2 separate regions of the Homo sapiens genome follow, and region 1 is linked to region 2. The links are chromatin contacts, found by Hi-C in ENCODE. All regions are on one chromosome and are shown on one strand. The core of a region is the stretch at or near the end of the contact, and the rest is flanking DNA. Distances in the headings are between cores, read along the strand shown.

The links. A loop is a pair of places that touch in the nucleus more often than their neighbours do. Pooled maps may share reads with other maps.
Region 1: a loop to region 2 is called in a pooled map, with 12 times the contacts of the local background. The contact joins the enhancer-like site here to the promoter of CDK5RAP2 in region 2. A Hi-C loop is called at or near these places in 4 of 50 pooled maps.

What each region holds. Positions count from the first base shown.
Region 1 is chr9:117,782,680-117,785,379 of GRCh38, forward strand. All of the region lies in intron 2 of LOC105376244 (a long non-coding RNA gene), which reads left to right. Among named protein-coding and RNA genes, the nearest start is that of TLR4, 80 kb to the left of the region's middle. Within about 2 kb of position 1,297, at least 17 of the 41 ENCODE cell types and tissues checked have a DNase peak (open chromatin) inside an H3K27ac peak, as active enhancers do.
Region 2 is chr9:120,578,867-120,581,566 of GRCh38, forward strand. CDK5RAP2 (CDK5 regulatory subunit associated protein 2) reads right to left here and starts at 1,301. Exons shown (of 38, transcript NM_018249.6): 1 at 1,054-1,301. The coding sequence starts at 1,112. RefSeq lists enhancers at 973-1,535, 1,389-1,518.

The DNA of each region.
Region 1 (2,700 bases), core at 47-2,546, 2.8 Mb before region 2:
GAGATTTCCAATACTCACCTCCTCCCCACTTCTAGTTCCCACCAGGTATAAATTTTAAAATCCTATACCTCAGAAAGAAAAAAAAAAAGCCAAATATTACACAAAACTGTGGAAGAAATCTAACTTTCTAGAACCCTGGAAAATGCTTTATTTTTACTTGTAAGAACTTTCTGTGCAAAGAGCTAACCACCCTGCCTATTCAGTTAAGGCTAATCACCTGCTTGTTAAATTATCTTAGGACAATGAGAGGAACATGTGGCAAGTCTCTCTGTGAAAAAACAAAAACAAAAAAAATTCCACTGATGAGTGGGTGAGGTTGTGCAACAGAAGCTGAGTCAGTGACACAGATCAAGATGCAGGAACCAGGAATTCAAGATGCAGGGAACCAGTCTATTCAAGAATAGACTGAGACACAGATGACAGCAGAGAGAACGAAGTCTAAAACTGAAACTGAAAGAGGAAAGAGGTGATGAGAAAGATGTTGAGACGAGGGTGTGGGGGAAAAGATACAAGTGGCACAGAAAGACGGTGAGAAAACACAGCCAGAGTATTAGATCACATAAGAGGAAAACATAATGAGAGGCGGAAGAACTAGCACAGACAACCAACACAGAGCCTGCAACCAGGGAAACCTGTGTTTCTTGCAGTTAGCAGCCAGCAGCCTGCAGTCAGCAGCAGGGGGCATCAGAACTCCACGGATAGTAAAAGATGCCAGGGAGCCAGTATAAGGAGAGAGGAAGTGAGAAAGAAATAAAGAGAGAAAGAAAAGGGATAAGAAACCTTCCTCTTAACTTTGAGATTAGAAGGAAGAGAGAGCCGCGCTATTCCTCGGGGTCCTGCATTTAGTGGTAAGCCAATTCCCCCAGACATCTTCCTGCTGACAGTGAAGGTATGTAAGTGGCTGTAGAAAGTAACACTGAAGGCTTTCTCAAAGAGACTGAGTCCAAGGGCGATGGCCTGGGCTTAAGCCAGCTGACTAACACTTAGGCATTCTGTTAGGCAGAACTCAGGTGCAAATAGCATATCTCCCTGAATGTAGTTTATCCAAGCATTTTCCTCTACTTCACCGCCTCCCAAAAAAGAATTATTAGGAGTATACTAGGATATTGCATAGATAAGGAAGTGATGGAAAAGTAAGCCTTGAGGAAAAAAGACCAAAGGATTTATGTTAAAAGACTTTTGTTTTTGTTTTTGTCCATTTCCCTCATCCATGCTCTGCCAGTCTTATTCTCCTAGCCCTCTCTATGCAGCAATCATTTCATTTGGTGTCACTTCCTCAATCATTTACCAGAGATCAAGAACTCACTTTCAATTTCAGTTTAAAACCAAAATCCAGATGAGGTTTCTGATTGGCTCAGCTTGGACCATGTGCTCACACCTTGGGTCAAAGTCACCGGAAGAGTGACATAGTCTGATTGGCCCAGTACTCTGAAGCCACACCCACACTTGTGCAGGCTTGGAGATTGGGGAGCAGCACACCTGAGGGTGTAAGGATCTGTTGTTGACTGAAGGAGATATTAGAATCATGATCCCTGAAGCCACACCAATTTAGGGCTACTAAGTTCATCTTGAATAAATGAGTTGCCTGAGTTGCTCTGAGCTTGTTTTTCTCTTCTATCGAAAGGCATTACTTACACCTGCTTTGTCCACCTCCAGGAGTTGTTATGGGGCTCTGATTAGAATATAGAGCAAATCACAGAGCCTCCTGCTAACAGGTGTGCAGACAAGCGCTAAGATGAAATGGGCCAAATACGAGAGTCAGGAAACTTGTGTGCTGGTTTTACCTGTGACATAAACCAGCAGTATGAATTTGGGTAAGTTCCTTATCTCTCTGGATTTAAATATCTTTAACTTAAAATTTGGGGATTTGACTGGGTCTGTTAATGTCTTTGTAGTCATTAGACCGCTTTAAGAGACTGAGGAAAGCTAGGTACTTTTACTGCCCTCCTCAATGTCCGGAAGTTCGTAATTTCCCTACAAGTCTACCTCCAGATATCAGGATAAGAACTCCTGGTTTAGATCATCTTCAAGGTGATATCCGACTCTTCAACTGATTGAAAAGAGGGGCTGCATTCTCAGTTGGAAAAGACAATTCTGTGTATCAAGCAGATGTGCGTCTTTCTTTGGTTTAAATCTCTTTCCCAGAAATATCATGCATGTTTCTCATTATCTCCTTCCTCTGGACTACTTCTCTTTTCTTCTTTTTTTCCCTCTACCACCTCATCATTCCTCCGCTACGGGTAGTCAAGTATGGATGTGATTGAAGTTGGGTTTCCATCTGTGTTAGCGGCAGGAAGTGTTACTATCATGGAAATAGTTGGGACATATATCATCTCTTATCTGCACCTCCAAGAACTTAAATGATTTCTTTCCCCCAACCAAAATAAATCAAAGGAGAGGAATCTTAATTATAGTCACCAGGTGGTGAATTTAATACATCCACATGAGTCTCTGTGCTGGCAGTGTTGTCAGATGAGCTTGTCTCTCCAGGCAGGAGGATAATGGGATTGTGAGAGTCTGGAGAGGAAGAACTCTGGGGATTATAACAGCAGCTCCCTGGTGGCAAGGAAACAGCCAGGCAAGTTCTGTTAAATATAAAGGCCAGGGAAACATTGCCTCATGTCAGGGTGTCAGGGTTGTCTCCACTCATGCTCTATCGTGAATGGTTTCAGCAAGGGATTCATAGGAGCTTCTCACATA
Region 2 (2,700 bases), core at 51-2,550:
CTTTTCACTCTTAAGTGTCCCAGTTAGCACAATAAATAACATGGTCACCCTTTCAATTAGGATCTGTTGACTAAAAGCAGCAGCTTGTCCATAGTAGAGCTGGATAAACAGTGCAGGTTCTCCGTCAGGGCTCTCCTCCTCTTCCCTCTACTCACTCTCCAACCAGGAGTCTAGGACAACCACAGGGGCCAGCCGTGGAGCAGAGTTGCGCTCTGTTAGGCCTTCCTACCAGACCCCAGCTCCACCAGCAATGGGGACTCCCACAGTCTCTTGGGGCAGGTCCATGGGAGGCCACTCTTGGCCATTATTCCCTGATTCATATCACCTTTGATGACAGTAGTAATAATGACACTAATGGCAACACAAGATCATTTTTTAAGCACTGATTATGTGGCAGGCACTACACCTGCCAAGCAAATGGCTCGACAGGCATCACCTCTTTTAATCCTCACCCCAACTCTGTTGGGTGGATATTACTAGCCCATTTTACAGATGGGAAAGCCGGTGAAATCACTTTACCAAGGTCACACAGCTAGTCAGTTTACAGGGCTGGATTTGAATCCAGTTTTGTCCAACTCTAGCCAAGGTTCTTAATCATTGCACTCCATTGCCTCCTGGGTGGCCACTATGTGACCCAAAAAGCAAAGTCTGGGCATACCGGCTACACTCTCTCCATAATGAAAACAAACTCTCAAACCAGAAGGAACCATCAGGTGCCCTCAAGGTCCCTGTTCTCCACCAATCCCCACTAACGGGATACTCCAAGTGGCCCCACCCTCGTCCTACTCTTTCAGAAAACTCCTTACCTGTTCTTCACACGCTCTACAAAGTACATGGCGCAATGCTACTGGCAATTGTGGTGCAGGTCGCGGCTCCCAGCCCTCCAGAGTGTCAGGTGGTGGGCCCCCCAGAGACCCTCTCCGAAGGAACCCACCCCACACACTGCCCCTGGCCAGACACCCTCAAGAGCAAACCCCAAGGCCGCGTTAGAACGAAATCCCACCAGCTGGAACCCCGGCCCGGTTACCACGACCACCAATGCCCCGGCCGCACCTGCAGCCGCTGAGCGTCCCAGGGACGGTGACGTCCTCTTCCAACACCAAGTCCATCATGGCTACAGAGGTGGCGACAGCGTTGGTGTCTGTGGCGGCGGCGCCACTAGTACCCCCCGCGATAGCGACCCGCCGGGCTCCCCAGGTCCCCGCCCCCTCCACCCCAGCTCTTGTTCAGACTCTGGCGGCGCCGCTGGAATTCAAACCACAGACGCCGCCATCTTTCCCGGCGCTTCTTCCTACGGAAACGAGGCGGGGTCACGGAGGCGCACGCAGTGAAGCCGACCGGCTGGCGCCAGAGGACGGGCAGGGAAGCGGGGATAGGTGCCATCTTAACTAAGGGCAAAGCATCCGTGCTTAAGCCAAGCAAAAATAAGAGACAAAAAAAGGCCGGCTGCCATTTTTTGTGAGGGCACTTAGGGAGAGGCGAGGGCGGGTGCCATCTTTGTTGAGGGCCAAAGCGGGCCCTAGTCCGTTAATTTACGCGGGAGATGGAAATGAATACAGCCACTCAGGAATCCTCAAAGTTCCTAACCTCGTGTTTGCTTTTCTAGAATAATGACCCCAAAACTTTGGGATTTGACCTTAAGTTGAAACTCAGATAACTGAGTGCTGCCTTGCTTTGGAAAAATACTACGTGCGGAATCTCAAGGCAAACAGTAATTTGCAGACTTAGTTTGAAGCAAATAACTCATTCCCATGAGCCAGTGGTCAACAGCACTCCCACTCCAGTCTCTCACCTATTGGTCTTTTATTACCATTAGGACTCAAAGGCACCTGTGGTCAGAAAACTGAGGGCCAGCAAGAGGAAAGGACTCTCCCAAAGTAATTAAGTATTGACAATGTCTTTCAACTGGAGTGGGGGTCTGCAGCTCCTGCCAACTAGATGAGGGCTCTCTGCATAACCCTGGCTGCCTTTCTTTTTTTTTTTTTTTGAAATGGTGCCTCTGTCGCCAGGCTGGAGTGCAGTGGCCCGATCTCAGCTCACTGCAACCTTCACCTTCTGGGTTTAAGCGATTCTTCTGCCTCGGCCTTGCGCCACCACACCCGGGTAATTTTTGTATGTTTAGTAGAGACGGGGTTTCACCATGTTGGCCAGGATGGTCTCAATCTCCTGACCTCGTGATCTGCCCACCCCGGCCTTCCAAACTGCTGGGATTACAGGCGTGAGCCACAGCACCGGCCCCTTGGCTGCCTTTCTTAAAGCACATAGCAATCACCAAACACTTAGATAATCTTGGCAGAGCTTAAGCAATGAAATTAACCTTCCCCTCCTCAACTCAGTGTTGCTCCTTCCTCTGCAGGCCCTTGTGAGAGAGCCCGATGAAAATAACTTGAAATGGTTGGTGAGTGGATAGATAGTGACTTTCCCAGTAATCTTGAACAATTCCCCTTTCACCCTGTTTCCTCATTCTTTTTTTTTTTTTTTTAAATAGAGACAGGGTCTCACTATGTTGCCCAGGCTGGTCTTGAACTCCTGGCCTCAAGCAATCCTCCCACCTTGGCCTCCCAAAGTGCTGGGGTTATAGGCCTGAGCCACTGCACCAGGCCCTCATTCTTCAGTTAAGTAATTAACCAATTATTGATACTTTTCAAAAGAAGCCTTCCCTAGTCATTTAATCTAAATCAAGCCACTTCTTGTATTCCT